Linked DNA regions of Homo sapiens: region 1 is linked to region 2. Evidence: chromatin loops called from intact Hi-C (ENCODE). Cell type or tissue: B cell. All regions are shown on one strand. Each heading gives the region's core, and the rest is flanking DNA. Links, peaks and the distances in the headings are about the cores only. Region 1 has its middle 260 kb from the start of P2RY1. Region 2 has its middle 240 kb from the start of MBNL1-AS1.

Region 1 (11,346 bases), core at 1,338-9,337, 66 kb before region 2:
ACCATTAGATTCACTGTCTACTTTTTAGTGTAGGAATAATTTTGAGAGAAACTTAAAGTAGGGTTTTAAATTTTAAAAAATGAACATTTTGAAAACATCTAAATTTAAATGAAACGGACGTTTCAAACTGTTCTATTTGGTTACTGCTTTGGGGTCAGTTATTATTTCCATTTAAAATGATAGCTTTTTCTGGTTTTATTTAATAGAGAAATCTCTATTTGCCTAAAAAGGCTAGTAAAGATCCTCCTGAAACTTGGAGAGCCACTATATTGGGATGTTTTGCCCCTACTTTGGTTGTAAAGGGTGTCAAGTGAATGAAAATATATAATATACCTTCTTCTTCTTCTTTTTTTTTTTTTTTTGAGATAAAGTCTTGCTCTGTCTCCCAGGCTGGAGTGCAATGGCGCAATCTTGGCTCACTGCAACCTCCGTCTCCCGAGTTCAAGCGATTCTCCTGCCTCAGCCTCCTGAGTAGCTGGGATTACAATCACACACCACCAAGCCTGGCTAATGTTTGTATTTTTAGTAGAGACAGAATTTCACCATATTGGCCAGGCTGGTCTCAAACTCCTGACCTCAGGTGATTCCACCTGCCTCGGCCTCCCAAAGTGCTGAGATTACAGATGACAGCCACTGTGCCCGGTCCATATATCTTCTTTTGAATATTGAACATGATATGCCTTTTTACTCTGGGTTTTCTCATAGTTCTCTTGCAGTAACAACCCACGATTTTTAATGAAAAAAGCTTTTCTCCACAATTTCATCTATTTAATCAAATTATAGCCAATATGATTAATATTTATTGAAAATTTACTTTGCACCTGATACTGTGTAGAATAAGGTTTATAATTTAAAATCTCACACAAATTTTTGAGATAGATATCACTATTCTATTTGTTGTATAAGGAAACTGAATCTAACAAGAGCAAATAATTACTAGGGTATAAGCTTGTGTTTATATTTAAGAAGTCCTATTTCAGCACCAAAGTTTTGAAGCTAGCATCTTTAACATTGTTTCCCAGACTGGATTTCAAGGGAATAATAGCTCTGCAAGATATTAACAGTTATTTTTCAAAACAAGATTCCAATCTGAGTAGTTTGCCAATGCATGAAAAGTTATTGCACAATTTTTCAAAACCTTTAACATGTTAATAGGCATTGTGAATCTTTAAGAAAAAATACTGTGTTTCTATGTAGTGTTTCTCAAATATATGTGTGTGCACATGCACACATGCATGATTGCATGTATATATATGCATATGTGTCATTTTTACATACTTTTTAAAATTATTATACATATTATAAATAAGTATATACATATGTCTTTACAGTACACTCATAAGGAAGCACTGGTTTGTATTCATCAAAGTGTTCACATTAGTGAGGTCTTATATGGACTCTTGCATATCCCTGGCCATTTCTATTCCCGTGCTCTAAATGTAACATAACTCAAAAATGATAGTAAGCTCCTACATTTTTCAGAGTACAGCATAAAAAGGGAATATTTTAATACTCTGAAATTTACATCCCTTCCATAGGATATAACATTCAAATGTATTCACAGTGACTAAGGAAAGAATAATGGATATTATAAGGAAAGAATAATGGATATGGAACATTAGAATTAAAAGAGTCTGTCACACATCTTCTAGTTAGCCTTCTTCCTCTAAGAAAAGTTATACAGACCTTTTCCAGACAAATTGTTGTTTTTTAGAAATTTCCAGTAACGAAAGTTTTGTAAGTTCAATTTTTAAACTCTTTCCTGAGTTATACTGACCTCGCCACATAAAAGTGGCTTTTAGTTTAAAACTAATTTCCTCCGTTTTTCTCCAGTTACATCCTTAGGGCAATGTTTTGGAGCCCTGCTTTTAGAATTGGGGAAGAGTTAGTCCTCGTTCCATTAGAAAAGTCATTTTTATAATGGTAACTATATTAAGATTTGAGCACAGCATAGTAAAATGAACTTTATAAGAATAAGAGTAATTATTGTGTGGAATTGTATAATCTGTATGGCATAGCCTTTATGCATGTACACACAGGTACACACATGCACATGCATACACACAGGCATACATTTACACATGCACAGTTTTTCTTGATAATTTTGCCTTGCAATGATCTAAGAAAATTTACCATAGTCCACTACTATCCACAGTAACCTCCTTTAACTATGATTTATGCTACCATCTACTGAAGAACATTAATGATTCAAAAGACTTGGGTTCTAGTTTGACTCTAAAAACTATGGGGTTCATGTCTTTTTGGCAGTTTATTTACAATACCTATGACTTGGTTTTCTCATCTATAACATGGGGTTAAATAATATTGTGTCATGCCTTAATTGATTGGTATAAGGATCAAAGTGATACGTGTGTGAGGGTGCTTGAGTTCCTTTTATTTTTTCACTTCTGTACTCATTATGCTTATATTCTCTTTGAAATACTTTTCCTCCTTGTTATGGGTCACATTTTCCTGCCTCTTGTCATGCCCAATGATTTCCTATTGAATGTTGGACATTGTGATTGTTATATTGTTAAGTGTCTGGATTTTCTTGTCTTTAATGAGTGTTTTGACACTTAAGTTGCAGACCAGTTTGATTGCTTTGAGTATTGTTTTGAAGATGTATTAGGGCTGGGTTTGTTGTTGTTATTTTGTTTTGTTTTGTTTTGTTTTTGAACAGGGTCTTGCTCTGTCACCCTGGCTAGAGCGTGGTGGCACGATCACAGCTCACTACAGCTGTGACCTCCTGGGCTCAAGTGATCCTCCCACCTCAACCCCTCCAGTAGCTGGGATTACAGTTATGTGCCATCATGCCTAGTGTATTTTTTTGTAGAGATGGTATTTCACCATGTTGCCCAGGCTTGTCTTGAACTCCTGGGCTCAAGCAATCCATCTGCTTCAGCCTCCCAAAGTGCTGAGATTACAGGTATGAGCCACTGTACCTGGCCAGGGATGGTTTTAAGTAGCATTTACTCCTGGGATAATTTCACTAAAGCATGATCATTTGGAGTCTGTACTGAACGTCCTCAAGTGACTACCGAGGACTCTTCATGCTGATTGGGTGGTGCTTGAATGACACCCTGGCTTTTGTGAGCTCTAGAAATTATTCTGCTTACAAATCCGAGGTTGCTTGTTGTCTGAGGTCATGGAGTTTTACTCCTATGTGCACTGTCTAGTACTCAACAAAGACTCAAGGTGATTCCAGTAACAAATCTGCAGCTAGGTTTTTGTTTTGTTTTGTTTTTATAGTTCTCTCCTTTCTGTAACTCTGTCCTACAGCTTCAAAGGAATTCAGCCTCTCTGAACTCCAATTGCTGTCCTCAACTCCCTAAGACTGCTAGATTCTGTCTGGTTTCCCCTTCCATGTGGCCATGGTACAGAAATTTCCTCTAGGCAGGAAGCTAGGGAGGTTGTAGGGCTCACACTATTGTTTCCCTTTCCTCAGGGATAATAGTCCTGGGCTGCCTACTGCCTAAAGCCTAAAAATACTTTATTTTAGATATTTCATCCAGTTTCTGTGTTTATAGCAGGAGGTTAAGTCTGGTCCTTATTATTTCATTATGGCCAGAAGTACAATTTTCATATGAAGTTACTTTCAATTCTTTAAATTATTATATTTTTTACATTACTTCTTTCAACTATCTAATTCTTAAACATTTAGATCAATATACTCTCAAATTGCCATTATGTGTTTGAGTGTGTGTCTGTATGTGTGTGAGAGACAGAGGGAGAGAGAAAAGAGATACCAAGCATGCTACAGAAAGATATCATTTTTTATTTTCTTCTCTTCAACTTTCAGGTTTTGGCTTTTGAGTAGCAGACATTTTTCTTTAATAGTTATGTTTCTTTTCATGGGAATTATACAAAAAATAGCATCAAAGTGATAATTTCTGCCATTTTATTATCTAGAATGAAGCTAAGTAAAAGTGAATTTAAAGAAAAAGGATTAAATAAATCACAGTAAACATAAAAAACAAGGCAAAACCTTTGAAGATGGTAAGCTGGTGTATGGCTGACGGGTCTGGGGCCTCCTTTACATGGTAGAAGGACTAGATAAAATAAGAGCAGAGGAGAAAAACACTCAGCTATTCTGCGTCTGATCTAACATTTTATTTTTCTTCCCCTTGAAAATTTTGTCTTCCAAAGATGTATTCATATAATTGTTCTTCTGGGGGGATCCTTCTGCATTTGAGTTGACTAATGGAAGATACTTGCAGTGTTTGGAAGTCAACGATATGATGTTACTACCAACAACCACTTTAATCAGAAATAAACTAAGGAGCACTTAGTCCTGAACATCTCTTCTTCATCCATACTTTCCTCTTGACAGCTAAACACTTCTTCCATTTATTCAGAGAGAAAAAAAGACTGGGAGAAAAACTTAAAATAGAACTATTAAGATAGAAGAACAGAAAGTAAAATGAATGAGGACAATTTCTAACAGAAGGAAGCAGAGGGTTCAATTTAAAACCTGTATCTATTTTACAGTTGCCTATGCTGTGGTTGTGTTGGATTGCCAGAGTTTAGAAAGCAGACACTGTCCTTATGGATTAATTGGATGAACCACTTACTAGGGAGGAAAAGAACTGAATGTGTTCAGAATCTGTGACTACATTATTCTAAGCCTAGGTCTGTGTATCTGCCTCCCAGTGCCATATGGCAGAAGCATAGGTTGGTAATTTCCAGATTATTTAGTTCCAAACTTTTCCACAAAATGTGGTGATTTTATTTATTAACACTGAGAAGGAAGATATTCTGCAATATGATTAACAATGGTGGAGAAAAACTATAGAGATAGCTTGTTATAAATACAGTCAAAGCTCTGTAAATCTGTGGTTTTCTTGAGTTCCAAGGCTTTGAGACTAAGGCAGCAAAGATTTAAGTTGCAAGAAGCTCTGTTTTACTCTTTCTCTCTACATCTTCTCTACATCCCTCCTGATGCTACAATTTCCTCAGAGCTTGGGACTGTATGTAGAGTTATTTGACTGACCCTTTTAGCACACAGTAGTTGGGAGAAAACATCGTGTCAAATCATGCTGTGAGGGGATAAAAGGTAAATTCTGCCAGTTGGTTGTCGAATATCTTGTAAGAAAAACTGAATGCTTAGCCTTCTATATAGGACTGCCAATTAAATATTTAAATTAAAAAAATTAAAGATGAGCCAATCCTTCTAAATGGAAAAATACAATGATGCGTCACTAAAACACAATCCTGATGAAGTAATTTTCTATTCTTTTCCATAAGAGATAAGCACCTACTGAGATAAGTATAGGCTCCTACAAGTAGAAGAGCCTTGGAAAAGAACACAAATTAGAGGTTGTTGGAGAAGCAATGGCAGTGACTTTACTGTTTCTTCATATCTTCTTTTTTAAAAATACTGAAACTCACCCCCTCAAACAGGAACAGATAGCATTAAAGTTGATGTTGGCCACTGGGTGGCAGCGATGCCTCAGTAACATTATTTGAACAATGAGGACAGTTTGCCAAGCTTTCTCCATCTCCTCACCTCCAGATTCATAAGCACCATTTTCCATGCTTACAACTGTCACTAGTGGAATCATAAATTCTATTCATAGCTCCACTTATTTTCATCTTTTATTCCTAAGAGGAAGACATAACTTCTCTTAGGCTCTTTATGCTATCTATAATTTCTGGGACTTTTATTCAGAGTTTGTTTTGCTGGGATTTTTTTTTGACCTTTCACTCCATTTTCAGCTTTTTTCTTTCCACTTATGTCCTCTCCTTTATATACAATATGCCCAGAAATATTCTTAAAATTCTGCACAGCTAGGCATTAAGATCAATCTTGCCTGTTTCTCTTGGCTTTTTCTCCTCATCTCATCTTTCCTCTGTACCATAAGAAGACTTTCTCTGAGAGGAGAATGATGAACTATTTACTTTTAGTTCCCAGTTCCTAGATCTGCTAAATCACATCTTCTGCCCCCACAGAAGTAGAAAAAGAAAAACGCTATTGAGCATAAATCTCATGATTTTGTCTTCTTTGAACAGACATTTCTGTCAATTTGCCTTTAGGGATGTTGAGCTTTGAGAATTCTTTCACCCATTTATTTTCATTTTGTTTCTTCAGCTGGGGTCCGTATACAAGAGGACTTCTTTAGTGAGATGTCATGGCCAACATCCACTTAAAATATAAACTTAGTTAAAGCAACTGTACTTCTATGGGGAATCAGCACAAAATCACAGAAATAAAGCTGCAAGTTAACTTGGAAATAATGTTGCTCAAGCATCTGCAACGTTCTTAGAGGAAGGATCTATGTATGTATTCTCCAGAGCCTACAGGTGGAAAGGGAGGGCCTTGGTAGGGCTTTACTGAAATCAGAGTCTGACAGTGGGGTAAGGGAAAAGGCATAACCATCAATTATATTTTCCTCCCAGGAGGGAGTGTCTGCACAAGACATTGATGCTGGATCATGGTGGAGTGGTATGTGTAATGGCAGTACCTGCTGGTGAATCCCTCAGATAAGATATTTTAAGTTTCGTAGGTGGAGAGTACATAATTGCTTAGAGAGTCACTAGCCAGATGCTCATTTATCTAAAAAGTTGGTTCTTGGGAGGCATACATATGTTTCTTAAGATTTTATGTCTAGTTATGAGAGAACTCAGATTTCTGGAACAAATACTGCCCATCTGTACAATAGGGTTATTAAATATTTATTATTTATATTGCCATGGTAAGGAATAAGTAACATATGCAATTCACCCTGCATAGTATGTGATAAGAATTAAGGAATCAGTACATGTAACTTCCCTTCTCTCAGTAATAAACAACAAATGTCATAAGCATGGGCTTAGAGCAACATATTTGCATTAAAGTTCTGCTTACCCACTTACTGGCTTTATGTTTTTGACTTTTAAGTTTAGTTTTCTTCTCTGTAAAATGTAAATATAATAGCACTTACCTTACAGGCAAGGTGCTTTTTCAGGATTTATTGGCCATGTGTGCTATACAATAAATATGCGTTGAATTTAATCTATTACTATTACTAGAAAATATTTTGCAGTAAAATTAATGAAACAACTGGAAAGGCCAAATTAAGCTGGGCATTAGGACTGATTATTAAGCTGGGCAAGTGAAGAACTGTTTATTAAATGACTTAGGACACAATTGCATGATCTATATATTGTTTTCTTCTACAGAAGAAATGTATTTCTACAAAAACTTGAGAATGAAATAAAATAACTTTCTCTTGTTTTGCCAAGAGAAAAGTTATTTAAAAGGGTTGGGTGATAAAGGTAGCTAGATTTCATAGGATCATTGAATGTCTATTCTTAACAATCTTTTTCATTCTATTGCTATTTCAGATGCACTTAATTTCTGCCAAAATTTTGATTATTTTTTAAAAATTACAATAATAAGAACACTTATAACTAGAGACATATATTTTTCCTTAATTAAAAAAGAAGTCAGAAGCTAAGTTTGAGTTTCTAATCTTTAGCACTTAATAAATATATAAGTATACAAAAACCCCCAAGATTTGCAATAATAAGGAAAATATTCAATTAACACAGTAGTGCCTGAGTAGGATCACTGAATATCCAATCTGTGTTCAGGTCGTAACTTAAATACTTTGGTTGTAAAGGTAATTTCCTTACAGTAGTGACAAATTAAGCAATAAAAAATGATTTGGTGACAGAAGTGGCAAGGGCATTACCAACACACCCAATCTTCAAAAATTCAAAGAATGTAATTTTCTTATTTAGAAATAAAATATTAAAGTGGTATTGAACTCTAAGCATAAAGTATTTAGACACATCTGAAAACTAAATTTGTCTGTCTTCATGTTTTGTAGAACTCAATTATAATTCACTTCATTGTTATCATCTTCTCTAGAGAAATCAAAAATAAAATTCTGCCCTTACCTGCCCTCCTTGTGGTCACTGTACAGATTCAATTATAATACTTCAAAATACACTCTTGTGAATCAAATTGAGGAGGTCATATTGAACAGATATATGCGGTTTAAACTGTAGGAATTAATAGATATGTCTGTGACAATAGCTTAACTCTAGGGGACAAAAGAATGTACATTGCCATTTCTTTGCTAAGCTCCTGGCAACCTTACCTCAGTATTTTGATAATGTATCACATGTTAAAGAACAAGGGACAAAATTGAACATTATATTTTTTGAGAAAACTAATTAATTGTGTATGTATAAGTACATTGGCCTTTAAAAATGAAACCTCTAAAATCATGTGCTTGTTCTAGCATTGCAAGACTTTTTCGTTTCTATAAAGGAAGATTAAAAAACCCTAGGTTCAGCACAATGAAAATAAAACAGCAAGTCAAAACATAGCTATCTTATTCATAAAAATATCCTAGATCGGGATAAGAAGTTGATTATAATGGCAGGCATATTTTTGGCCTCATACATGCACAAAATAAAGGAAGTATGATGTTCAGAGATTTTTAAGTGAACAATAGTATGCCATCACCACATTTTCTCTTTCACATTATTATGCTCAGCTAGCTCATCATTCCTTTTTTTCTGAACAAAAATGTATGAGAGCTATAAAGCCCCAAGTATCAGATCAGATTGTTCTAGCTATATCTCATCAAGCATTTTCTATATTGAAAAGTTAAAAGCCATTATGTGGAAGCTCTATTAGAGAACAGCACACACACACACACAAATAATCTTCTAAATAGGGTTTTCTAATCTTAATCAGAGCACATTAGTATTGCTTCTGTTTCCTTTTAAGGAGGAGATGGTATGAGTTTAACTTGAAGATTATAAAGCTTATAACTTTTCAGAAGAGGAAACAGGAGACCAATAGAAGTAAATGAAACATATTGGGTGACATTAAAAACTGATGTAGTGATCATAAAATGATTCTAGAGTTCATTCTCATCTTGGGACAACCCAAACCATGGGTTTCATTTTAAGACTTAGCCAAGTCCACTGACCTCTCTATCATTCACCTACATTTCCTGGTCATTAAAGCAATTAAGCCATTCTGTTGATCACTTTTGTTGTTTTAAGTTAAAAAGAAAATAAATCTTGCTGGTTTCATTTAACAATTTATTTAACCAGTCCTTTCTGAGTTCCTGCTATGTGCCAGGGATATTCTATGGAAAGCAATAATAAGACTATTTTATTCACTCTTCCTGGAGCTTTTAATTCTGGTAGTGGCAAAGAGACAATAAACAATACATCATGTGCAAAGTAGTGATTAAAGGGTATAAGAAATAACACAAGGGAACTTAACAAAACAATGGGAAGAGAGAAAGTCTTAATTTCATATTATATGCTTGAGAAAGACCTCTCTAAAAAGGTAACATGTTAATAGAGAACTGAGGGAACTTAAACAGTGATCTGAGTGGCCATGGCTGAAGAAAAGAATTCCCGGGACAGAATGTAGAATTGCTAAGTCATTTAGACAGGATTATACCTTGCGTGTTTGTGAGTGGTGGGAGCTGGTAAGAAGTGGGAAAGGGGTAGGAGATGAGGTCTGAGATGTAGCTGGAGGCAAAGTCATGGGGGATTTGGGTTTGAATTCTAATAAGGTGAGAAGTTTTGTTATCTGACTTATGTTTTGAAAGAAGGTCTGAAAGCTGGGAGCCATGGCCTGCGCCTGTAGTCTCAGCTACTTAGAAAGCTGAGGTGGGAGGATCCTTTTGGGACCAAGAAATGGAGACCAGGCAGGGCAAAGTAGAAAGACCCTGCCTCTAAAAAAGAAGATGGGGGGGGTGGGGGGGGAGGGTGGGGGGAAGTGATTAGAAGTGATTAGGCCTTCTGTCCCCACAGGCCACAGTCAGTGCTGCTGAAGATTCAGCTTTGTTTCAGACTTTCACACTGAAGCTCTGCAGCTTTATTTGGGCAGGTGTGGAGGGAAGCTCCCTGGAGGCAATATGCAGGCTTAGTCCTGTCCTTACCTGGCTGTAGAGAAGGCCTGCAATGGCATCTTGTTTGCTTTTAGGTATATTTTGACATTTTCCAACAGTATTAAGGCCAGTGTATTTCTTTGCATTCTAAGACCAAAATCCAACCAAATATGACCATTCATTAATGGTCATATTTTAAGTTACAGATGCATTTTCATCAAAATAAACAAGATCATCTGCCCTCCTTTCAGCTAGATTTAAAGGAGGCAACTAACAATAAGCATAAATGAAATATTTGTTGGAAAAAAATGAACAAAAATATTATGACCAGTAATTTTTTGTTTTGTTGGTCAGTTTCTTGAAAGACTGTTTGTTTCACTGATGGCAAAAGCCAGGGAGACACTGTTGAAATTATAGCACACACAATGACTTAAGGAAATGAAGAGTTTTAAAAATTGTAGGAGTCTCTGAAAATGTAGTGAAGAGAATTTTAAATCTAGTTCTCTCACTCAAAATGTAAAGTGAATGTTTCTCCCAAAGTGGCAGTCTATAAGACGTATTTTCATTGTACCTAAAAGCATTTGTACATGTGTTAAATTGAGTAATGAGGCAGGAGAAAAATTATTCATTGCTTCTGAACCCCAAAACTTATGAATCTCATCTTTCTTCAACTTCTTCCAATGATGAGATTTTACCAAGGATGAATTTAGAACTAAAATGTAGCCATACTTACTATGCTCAGTTCACTTTTAATGTAAATTGAGGGGCTCTTCTAATTGTAAGCATTACTTCTTAAGCTTAAATATGGGATGGCACAATGGGACTATGATGGAGGTTTGTTGCTGTCAAAGAGATATGAGAATGAAGCCTTCCTTCCCTGCTTAATAATTCTATAATCTTGAATAAAGTTATGATCACATTTGAGCTTGCATTGTTTCTTCCAAAGAACATGAACAATAATATCTACATTTTAGTATCATTATGAGGATAGAGTTACATCCTATCATTAATTAATATAGGGAGTTAGTAAATATTTGTCCCTTCATCTATTTTCTTTTCTTTTCTTTTTTGAGACAGGGTCTTGTTCTTTCACCCAGGCTGGAGTGAAGTGGAACAATTTTTTTTTTTTCATGTAGCCACACCCATATTTATTTCACTTCTTCAGGCTCTGTTCTTGTCCTCCTCTCCGAAGTGGAACAATTATAGCTCACTGCAGCCTCGACCTCCCAGGCTCAAGCAATTATCTCGCTTCAGTCTCCTGAGTAGCTGGGACCACAGGCACGTGCCACAGATCTAGGTAATTTTTTTCTTTTAAATAGAGATGAGGTCTCCCTATGTTGCCAGGCTGGTCTCAAACTCCCAGGCTCAAGGGATCCTCTCACTTTGGCCTCCCAAAGTGATGGGATTACAGGTGTGAGCGACTGTGCCCAGTCCTTCATCTACTTCTAAGACCTTCAGGTACAGGTTAATATTCATGTATAAAAATAGAGACAAAAGCAGA
Region 2 (11,346 bases), core at 2,174-10,173:
GACTCATTTGTCCCATGAAGGATTAATTAACTTTATTCTTTATTTTTTAAGACAGGGTCTTGCTCTGTTGCTCAGTCTGGAGCACAGTGGGGCGGTCACAGCTCACTTCCACCTTGCCCTCCCAGGCTCAAGTGATCCTCTCAACCCAGCCTCTGGAGTAGCTGGGGCTACAGGTGCACACCACCATACCCAGCTAATTTTTTTGTATTTTTTGTAGAGACAGGATTTCACCATGTTGCCCAGGCTGGTCTTGAACCCCTGGGCTCAAGCAATCCACGCACCTCAGCCTCCCAAAGTGCTAGAATTAGAAGCGTGAGCCACTGCACCCAGCCTGATTAACTTTAACTGTATAAATGGTCACACCTTCCCTTCAGCAGAAAATAGATTTTCTAAGAGTTAGATGTATCCTTTCATGCTACAAGGAGTACTTACTCGATTTCTGCTCAAAAAAGTATTAACAACTCTATTTCATTTGACTTTTATGTGCTAGTCTAGTATTCAGTTCACTGTTTGCAACAACATATATCAATTCACAATAACAGGCAGTTAAATATGATTGACTATAGGAAGCACTGTTCTGATGTTCTATAGCTTTCCTATAAATATTTATTTGTGGTAATTCTGCTCCATTTCTCCATACAGTTCTAAAAATTTCTTTAAAATTATATTATTAAACTTAAAATACTCAGACATGGAATTCCTACTGGAATTGCAGACATAAGGAACTAACATTTCTAGTTCCTTCCAATAAATCTGTGACAGCACTTCAAAATATAACAGCTCATTGAAATTGGCTCCCAGGAAGAAAAGTTGATAATCAGCTAGAAGAATGAAGCCTTTGGCATGCTTGTCAATCATATCTAATCATATCTAATGTTGTATCGTGTGAAAGAAGGTAATCAATTCTGAATGGTATCTCTTAAGAAAAGCAGCTTTTATTATAATCAGGCTTTTTCTTAAATTTAACTTTTGAAAAAAATCTCAATTCCTCTTTTCTGAAATACCAAGAAGGCCCCTTTTGAATTATTTTGCCTTGTCTAACAGTTCATGCTATGGTTCATCTTTTTTGAGATCTAAAATTAAAATTGAGGGGTTTTTTTGGTTTTTGTTTGGTTTAGTTTTTTTAGTCCACAAAATGGAGCTATTAATAATTATTGTCACCTAACAACCTTCACCAAATCAGTCTTGATGTCGTCACCTTCACTCAGGACTGCCTTTCTATTTTATTTTATTTTATTTTATTTTATTTTATTTTATTTTATTTTATTTTATTTTATTTTATTATTATTTTTTGAGACTGAATCTAGCTCTGTCACCCAGGCTGGAGTGCAATGGCATGATCTTGGCTCACTGCAACCTCTGCCTCCCAGATTGAAGCAATTCTCCTGCCTCAACCTCCTGAGTAGCTGGGATTACAGGTGCCCGCCCCCACGCCCAGCTAATTTTTTTGTATTTTTAGTAGAGACGGGGTTTCACTGTGTTGGCCAGGCTGGTACCTTTCTATTTTATAGCAGTAACAAAAGTATCCTGAGCAAAGTTGGAATTCCAGAGGAAGCTGTAGACATATATTCTAAAATATATATCCCTTTTTTTCACTCTACCATGACATGTTTTTAAAGACAATCTTTTCTTCAGTTAGTTATTCATTGTGTATGATAAAGGGAAAATAATTCTGATTTACTTATGGGTTTTCTCCTTTGCATTTCTTCCTCTTTAAACTGTGAGAATTCTTGTTTGGTTTGTTTGTTTTCTGAAAACAGGGTCTCACCCTGTCACCCAAGCTGGAGTGCAGTGGTGCAGTCATGGATTATTGCAGCCTCAACCTCCTTGGCTCAAGGGATCCTCCCACCTTAGCCTCCCTAGTAGCTGAGACAACAGGCACATGCCACCATACCAGGATATATATATATATATAAAATGTGTGTGTGTGTATATATATATATAGTAGGGACAGGGTCTCACTATATTGAGCAATCTGGTCTCAAACTCTCAGCCTCAAGTTATCTTCCCACCTCGGCCTCCCAAAGTGTTGGGATTACAGGTTTAAGCTACTACACCCAGCCTGAATGTGAGAATTCTAAAGCAGTACATTGAAAAATCATATATACACAAGGATTTAAGTAATTGGCTTTGTTGTTGTTGATCAAAATTTGTTTGAAAATTCCAGGTTTGTATGAATTAACTACTTTGTAAAAGCGAGAGCTGTTGCTTTTCTGATGCCTATTCACAGGGAGGAAACGTCTGACGGGTGGGAGAAAGCTCCATGGGGTTCAGGGTTGAGTCTTCTTGTTTTTCTGTGCCTTTACACAATGTCTTATCTTGAGCCTGAGACAGAGAATAACTAATTGGTCAAGTTTGCCGAGTCCTTACTCTACACCAGGCACTGTGTTAGGCGTGTGATATGTGTACTTTCACTTCAACTTCACAGTAAACCTAAGAGTTTAGCATGGTCGTTATCCTTATTTCTCAGATGAGGAAATAGAAACTTGATCACAGCTATGGTCACAGTCCTAAATAGTAGAGCCTGAACTCAGTCAGCATTGTTTAACCCCAAGGTCTTTGAACTTAACCTTCAGTTTGCCATCATGAACACTAGTAGACATACAATGCATACTTAATGATCGCATAGTGGAGCTAAAGGCCTGTCATGAACACATCCCTTTAAAAGTCCTCTCCTTTAAAAATAAATCTCTGCTCAGCCCACTGATTACAGTTTTACTGGCCTTATGGAACCATTCTAGGCCACTGAATAGATTAGAATAAAGAAACTTATAAACTTTTCCTATTTTACAATTTAAATAAAAACAAAAAAGAACCTAGCTTATGTAATCACTTGTAAGACCATTTAAGAGATGCATAATATCATAGATCTGCTAAATTATTTTTAATCCGTGTCATATTTTTTTCATTTGGGTTCTTTGCAAAGAAAACCTCAAAAACCCTCTACAATGAACTTTCAGCCAGACAGTTTAAACTTGAAATTTATCTCCAATACACTAAAGATCACCTCAGTCATTAAAACTAAGATTAGAAAAACAATCTTCCATTTTCTTTTCATGAAATATAATTTGAAAACAGAGTACTTCACTTTAAAATAATCTAAATAAAATAACATTGCCTAGTTTCTCTTTTAAGATACAGTTTTACTTTATCAACAAAATGAAAGAAATTGAAGGTTGAAATTCTAAAGGAACAAAATAAATGAGGGTCGGCAACTTCTAGGCAGCTGATAAACAGATGTTTCTGTAGTCAAAGGTATTGTTTTTTGAAAGCAATGAAGTAATGGGGTTTCAGGTATATGTCTTATTTATTGGTCATGTTTTTCTTCCCATGTTTCTAAAACAACTTAAATCAATGTTAGTAAATATATAACGAAAGTTAAGAAAATGCAGTCAGCAGGTTTAAATGTTTTAAGAATTAAAAAAGGAGAAACATTATCTTAAAGTTTGCTGGTTTGTAAGTAGTCAAGTGAACAAACTGAATCCATCAAAAGACCATTTATTCGTATTTTAAAAAATAATACTGAAAGACACAGGAACTTGGGGGAGAGATTTTTAAATGAGAGGATAATCTTAACCATAGAAATGTCAATTTTTTGGAATGAAAAGCAACGTGTTCATAAAGGAAGCATTTGATTGACAGATGATATTCTGAACAAAAGCTTTGAGAGTTTGATCTTAGTGTCTTTTGTGAAATTTTTACATTATAAAAATGATGAATCTAGCATGTTGTTTTGAGGTATATTTGCAATTGAAGTGTTATTTCGTTAATTTTTTTCTGTTTTGTTCAATATAAATTTTGATAAGATGTTGTTTAAGCATGATAGTCTATGGATGAATCATTAATTAAGCTTTAAACAGAATACAGGGCAAATGAAATCTATATTTGCCATGAGACTGATTCTGCCTGGATTAGTGTACATTAGGTAAAATAATTCTAAACAGGATGTAGTCTCATTGAATACTCTAACCAGTGTTCTTGGATAGCTACAATAAATAATGCAAGTAATACCAAATTCAATTAATCACTAGTATTCCTGTTACATTTGTAACTTATAACATTTTATTTATGAATATTCACTTTTGTAGAATATTTTTGGCTTAAGTTGAGTTCCCTGAACAACAGGTTCTGAGATGGAAACTTGAGTGTCAGAGATCTATTAGGGAGTTTTTCTAGGAGCACCTCTAAGGAATAAAGGAAAAGAATTAAGTAGAATAATAAAACTGTGATGTACTTGTAAAAGAGTGTTCTTAAGTCAAGGCAAAGGGTCCAAGCCTTATTACCCTTCCCACACTGACCAGTCATTGGATGTAAACTACACCCAGAGGAAGGGATATACAAGGCAGCCTCTACAGAAGGAAGAGCAATTCTCCAAATAAGATGCAACTGTGAGCTCTAATCACTCAATACCCTCGGTAACTAAGTGCCTTCATCCTGAAGGTGGTGGGGTACACTGTAGTATCCACTATAATTTACAAACTCAAAGAAAAATCTTCCAATGTACTATTGGGATTATGATATCATTAATATTGAAATATAACCTGAAAAAAACGTTTTGTCATCATCAAGCTCAACCCTCTCAAAGCAGTAAAGAGGAAACAATATAGATGATATCCTATAAATCGAACAACTCTAAAGACATTGGACTAATGGTGTTCAGATGAATTTTAATTTATATATCTACTTGCCTACTGAATATCCTCATTTGTATGCCTAAATGGCGTAATAAAATGCAAAGCAAGTATTGATTTTTTCCTGCATAAATGTGCCTGTTCCCCAAGATTCCCTACTTCAGTAAGTGATACAGTCATTCTTCCAGGTGCTCAAGTTAAAATAATCTGATTCACTATATTTAGTTCTTTTGTGCACATTCAATCCATTAGGCATCTTATAGGCCCTTCTTTCAAAATACAGCTAGAATCAGACCATTTATACATTGTTATACCTTGACATAAGCTACCATCTCCACTTAGCAGCCTAAATGGTCTCTCTACTTCTCCCTTGCCTTATAATCTATTTTTCACACATCAGACAGAATTATTCTTTTAAATCTAAGAAATATCATGTCACTCCTTTGTTAAAACCTTCCAAAGACTTCATGTCCCCTTCACAACCCGCCTCACTGTCTATCTTAATCACCTACCATATTCTCTTCACTCACTCTGCTCTGCTAACTCTAGTCTTCTTGGTATTCCTCAAACACACCCAACCAAACTCACCTCCTCCCCCAGGGCCTCTTCACTTTCTGTTTTGTCTGCCCAAAATGTGGGCAAAGAGTTAAATATCTGCATAGATAGGACCCTCACTTCCCTCAGGTCTCTGTCAAACTTTGCCTATCAAAGTAGGCTTCCCTGCCTCTCCCAAATCTGTCACCCTTAATCCTCTTTCCTAACTTATTTAGCTCTTTGGTAATCTTTTTCACCACTTTTACTATCCTTTCCCAAAATGAAAATTTGTTGTAATATGCCTGTCAGTATTGATGGCAACTTATTTTGCTAAATAAATACCTAGCACATACACACATATCTGGCATCTGGCGTGGTAGAAGAAGACAAAAAATTAAAGATGATGATAGGGAAAGTATATTTTGTGGCTTTGCTTAGTAAAGAAATGTTCTAACAATTGGTGCCATCTGGAAGGGACTGACAAGAAGTAATAAGTTTTCAGCTTCCAAAGGTGTCCACAAGATGTTAGAGAACCACCTGCTGGTCATTATATTCATGACATTAATTTGAAGGTTGAAGTAAATGAATTCCAAGGTCTTACATTTCTGGGTTCATGTGATTTTATTAGAATTTTAAAGATAATTATATTTCACTGGTTTATGAATTCTTAAAATATTTTAATTCATTTTCAGGTTTGACTAGACAATCTATCTCAACATGCTTATGGTTTGCCATTAAAATGACTCTTCTTGTAAACAAGACAAAAACTGATTTCTCTTGAAGCATTCATTATGCATATGAGCACTTGATTAGAAATATGGCAACGGGAAATAAATAATCTCTCAAAAGTTCATTACTGAACGATGCTATCGTGTTCCAAATAAGCTCAGTGTGAATTTAAGACTGGCTCATTAATCATTAGAAGACAACTCTAATCAGTGGAATGTGACTCTAACTTCACTTTAAAGCAATTGTACTTGATTGAAAATAGCAGCCAATTAAGAAAAAAATACAAATGATTGGCAAGAAGGGGGAAAAGACTTTAAATCTTAGACTTATATAATGACTTCATTGATTGCTAAAAATTGAGTTGTTTAAAACTCTCAGATTGTTATAATGACCCTGAATTAATCCTGCACTATGAAAATTAGAAGAGTAATTTCTAAGATGAAGAGAGAGTATTCACTCTTTCCTTCCTTAGTAATAGAACCCAAATCATAATGGGGCTATAATACACTCTTGTAACGGACTAGATCGAAGCCAGCCCTGCTTGCAGCTAGGTGACAAAGTTCTGGACTACTGGGATGTAATTTTAAGCATGGGGGACTTCTGGGAGGGCTGCTTATTAGAATCTGACTCATTTGAGAGGTATTTTCTTTTGCCTTCCCCCTTCCTCCTTCCTATTGCCTGAAAATCAGATTTCATGAATGAAGTTTCAGAAGCCACCTTGAAGGTGACTTTGAAGAGGGAAGCCAGCTAATTGTTGAATGGCCCTATATGCCTACCTCTTTTATGTGAGAGAGAAATAAACTTTAAACTTAAGGCACTGTTGTTTGAGTTTTCAGATACATGTAGCCAAATTAAATATGGTATTACTCTAATGTATGGTATTACAGTAAGTCTAATGAAATTACTCTATGGAGTATAATGGACGGGAAAATGTAGTAAGTATAGGACTTATCTGTTCCCTGTCATAATTTCCTGCAGTATTCACTCTTCTTCTGTAACATTAGCTCAGCTTTTGTGGAACCATGACAGTTCTCTTAGTTGGTCTATGAAACAAGATGCCATTTGCCTTGTGCAAGAGGTGGGCACAGAATCCAACCTTGACCAATGAGATTTCATATGTCCTAAACTTGTCCCTTGAGTGACAAAAAGATGAAAAGTTTTTCGGGTTAATTTTTCTCCCATCATCCTGAAGAGACTGCCTTTTAATTCTAGTGAATTAGATACCGAGAACTGTTCTTTCTTAGCCCTAGTTATTTTTTTCTTCAATGCTATACTGTGAACTCTGCCATATTATCATTTATGTATATATACAATATATATTTTCATCTTTGCTTTCTTTTGAAAAGCTGTTTTCTTTTGCATTTACTTAAGAAACTGAAGTAGTTTTTGTATTCAAAATTGTACTTAACACATGGCTAAAGTTGGTCCAACAGTGGATTAGTCAAACCCAATATTATTAGTATTAAATAATTAAACTTGAAGCTTATTATGTCCACTGCACTTATCACATGGATGTAGACTGTTCTGATATCAGCTCACCCCTATGGCTTCTGAGAATTTAGCATTAGTTTTAGGCCTGCATGGAATCTTAGGTTACTGTTAGAGTACTTGGTGACAGTATAGTTTTAATGATGTCAGTGTAATATGGGCAGGTAGCTTTTCTTTTCCGTGACTCTGGAATGTACCCTTACTCAAAGCTGGCCATATCACAGATGACGCAGCTGACCATGAGAAGTATTTGAAGTGCATAAATCTATCCCTATTCTGGAAATAGCAAATAAAGGATCATATAATATTGCTGCTTACTTTAGTAGAGTTTTGAACTCACTTAGTACAACTCCAACTTAGTGCCATAGAGCTTGATTGACCTGAACCAGGTCTTACTGTAGCAGAGATGGGGCTAGAATATAAGTCAACTGACTCCAGTTCCTATGCTCTTTCCCTTACACACATTCATCAGAGTGTGCGGCTCTGATGTCAGAGCATTAGCTCTGGAGTGAGAGACCTAGGTTAGAGACTACGTGTTCTAATTTAGAGTCTAGTAAGCTGTATGACTTAACATGATGCCTATAACCTCCTAAATCTCAGTTTTCTTATTTCTGACCTGCAAACTGGTAATGATTAGATGAGTTAGTGTTCCTTGAGCATACAATAGTGTCTTGTACATGAAACTGATACATTGCTATAAATGTTGGATACAGCTATTAAGATTAATAATAATTAGGAGGCAGAGCAAGATGGCAGAACATTCCTCTGATCATCCTCAGAAAGTTCCTCTGATCATCCTCCCTGCAAGGACACCAAGTTAACAACTCTCTACACAGAAAAAAACACCTGCATAAGAATAAAAAATCAAATGAGCACTCATAGTACCTGGCTTTAACTTCGTATTGCTGAAAGAGGCAATGAAAAGATTTCTTTTTTAAGTCCTGAATCACCAATGCCGCCCGTCCTCCCACCTACCACAGCAGCAGCATGATGTGGAGAGCATTTCTGGGAACTGGGGAGGAAAAAACACAGCAATCATGAGGCACTGAGCTCAGACTGTTCTCTTAGAGCAGAAAGGAAAATGAGACCAACCTCAGCTGATGCTCGCCCACAAAGGCAACATTTAAACCAGCCCTAGTCAGAGGGGAATCACCTAGTCCAGTGGTCTGAACTTGAGTGCCTGCAAACCTCACCACCGAGGGCCACAGTGCCTTGGGTCTCTAGGTAAACATGAAAGGCAGTTCAGTCCATTAGGACTGCAACTTGTAGGCGAGTCCTAGGGCTGAACTAGGCACAGAGGTAGTGGACTGGAGGGGCATGTGACATACTGAGACACCAGTTGGGGCGGCCTAGGGAGTGCTGGCATCATTCCTCTCTTAACCCCATGCTGCGCAGCTTATGGTTCCAAAAAAGACCCCTTCCTTCTGCTTAAAGAGAGGAGAGGGAAGAGCGGGGAGGACTTTGTCTTGCATCTTTGATACCAGCTCAGCCATAGCAGAATAAGGCACTGATTAAAGTCATGAGGCCTCTATTCCAGGCCCTAATTCCCACACGACATTTCCAGACACACCCTGGGCTAGAAGGGAACCCACTGCCTTGAAGGAAAGGACTCAGTCCTGCCAGTATTCTGCTAACTGAGGAGCCCTTGGGTCCTGAATAACCAGTAGCAATAGAGAGGTGCACATCAAGGGCTTTGGTGGGCCTATGAGACTTGCTGGCTTCAGGTGATACTCACACATAACCACCTGTGGTGGCTATGGGGCAAAACTCCTTCTGCTTGAGAAAAGCACAGGGCAAAGTAAAGGGGACTTTTTCTTGCACCTTAGGTACCAACACTGCCACAAGGGAGTAGAGCGCCAAGCAGGCTCTTGGGTTCCCCAATTCCAGGACTTGACTCTCGGACAGCATTTCTGGACCTGTCCTGGGCAAGAGGGAGCCCACTGTTCTAAAGAGTGAGAACCAGGCCAGGCAGCATTTGCCACAAGCTGACTTAAGAGACCTTGGCTTTAAAGGAACTTTGGTGGTAGTCTGGCAGTATTCCTCGTGGCCAGGTGTGGCATTGGCTATGGAGGTGAGGATCCTCTGCCTTCGGAAAGGGGAAGGAAGGGTGGGAATTATGGCATCTTATGGTTTGAGTGCCAGCTCGGCCATAATATAATAGAACATCAGGTAGACTTCTAAGGTTTTTGACTCTAGTCCATGACTCCTGGATGGCACTTCTGGACCCACCCAGGGCCTGGGGGACCTTGCTACCCTGAAGGGAAAAACACAGATCTGGCTGGCTTTGCTACCTGCTGATTTTAGAGTCCAAGGGCCTTGAGCAAACATAGGTAGTATTCAGGGAGTGGTTAAAGTGGTTAAAGCAGGCCTTGGGTGAGACCCCGTGCTGTCCTGGCTTCAGGTCTGACCCATAGAAGTCATAGTGGTGGTGGACACAGGGGTGCTTGTGTCATCCATTTACAGCTTTAGGTGGTTCAAAACAGAGAGAGAGACTGTGTATTTGGGAGAAAGTAAGAGAAGAGAACAAAATTCTTTACCTGGTAATCCAGAGAACTCCCCCAGACCTTGTCCAAGGCCATCAAGGCAGTGCCTCTATGAGTCTGCAAGAACTGCAGTGTTATTAGGTTTGGGATCCCCCCTAAAGCAGAAACAGCTTAGATCACAACACCCATGTCCTTTTAAATATCTGGAAAGTCTTCCCAAGGAGGACAGCTACAAATTAGCCCAGACAGTGAAGACTATAATAAATACCTAACTCTTCAATGCTTAGACACCAAAGAACAGTTATTAGTATCAACACCATCCAGGAAAACATGACCTCACCAAATTATCTAAATAAGGCACCAGGGAACAATGCCAGATATATGTGACCTTTCAGATAGAGAATTCAAAATAGCTGTGTTGAGGAAATGCAAATAAACTCAAGATAACACAGAGATGGAATTTAGAATTCCATCGGATACATTTAACAGAGATTGAAATAATTAAAAAGAATCATGCAGAAATTTTGGAGTCGAAAAATGCAGTTGGCACACTGAAGACAGTCCTTTAACAGCAGAATGGATCAAGCAGAAGAAAGAATTAGTGAATTAAAGACAGACTATGTGAAAATACACAGTCAGAAGAAAGCCTACAGGATCTAAAAAAAGAGCCTCAAAAGGCAAATCTAAGAGTTATTGGCCTTAAAGAGGAGGAAGAGAAAGAGATAGAGGTAGAAAGTTTATTTAAAGGGATAGTAACAGAGAACTTCGCAAACCTAGAGAGAGATATTCAAGTACAAGAAGGTTATAGAACACCAAGCAGTTTTAGCTCAAAGAAGACTGCCTCAATGTGTTTAATAATCAAATTCCCAAAGGTCAAGGATTCAGAAAGGATTGAAAAGCAGCAAAAGAAAAGAAAAGAATAACATATAATAGAGCTCCAATGCATCTGGCAGCAGACTTTTAAGTGGAAACCTTGCAGGGCAAAAGAAAGTGGCATGACTTATTTAAAATGCTGAAGAAAAAAAATTTACCCAAGGAGAGTATATCCAGTGAAACTATACTTCAAGCATGGAGGAGAAATAAAGACTTTCCCAGAAAAATAAAAGCTAAGGGATTTTATTAATTCTAGATCTGTCCTACAAGAAATGCTAGAGGGAGTACTTCACACAGAAAGAAAAGGACATTCATGAGCAATGAATGTCCTGAAGGTACAAAACTTACTGGTAATAGTAAGTAAACAGGACAACACAAAGTATTATAACACTTAACTGTGTTGTATAAGCTACTTGTATCCTAAGTAGAAAGAGTAAATGATGAACCAATAAAAAATACTAACTACAACAACTTTTCAAGACATAGTAAAATAAGATGTGAATATTAATGGAAACAATAAAAATGTAAAAAAGCAGAGAGACAAAGTTAAAGCAAGGTTTTATTAGTTTCCTTTTTGCTTGTGTGTTTGTGTGGGCAAATAGTGTTAA

Evidence for each region. Peaks named below come from ENCODE experiments on the same cell type or tissue, not always from the same donor. Only the 100,000 strongest peaks of a DNase experiment are listed, where the experiment ranks them.
Region 1: a loop joins it to region 2, with 4 times the contacts of the local background. A loop is called at or near these places in 39 of 110 quality-filtered maps.

Annotation. Positions count from the first base shown.
Region 1 is chr3:152,568,746-152,580,091 of GRCh38, reverse strand. No RefSeq gene overlaps it. Among named protein-coding and RNA genes, the nearest start is that of P2RY1, 260 kb to the left of the region's middle. RefSeq lists a silencer at 5,425-5,504. In B cell, for the core only: a CTCF peak has its summit at 5,422 (motif pointing right); a DNase peak (open chromatin) is centred at 5,441.
Region 2 is chr3:152,503,229-152,514,574 of GRCh38, reverse strand. No RefSeq gene overlaps it. Among named protein-coding and RNA genes, the nearest start is that of MBNL1-AS1, 240 kb to the right of the region's middle. In B cell, for the core only: a CTCF peak has its summit at 5,722 (motif pointing left); DNase peaks (open chromatin) are centred at 2,484, 5,684 and 8,511; H3K4me3 peaks cover 766 bases; H3K27ac peaks cover 4,917 bases.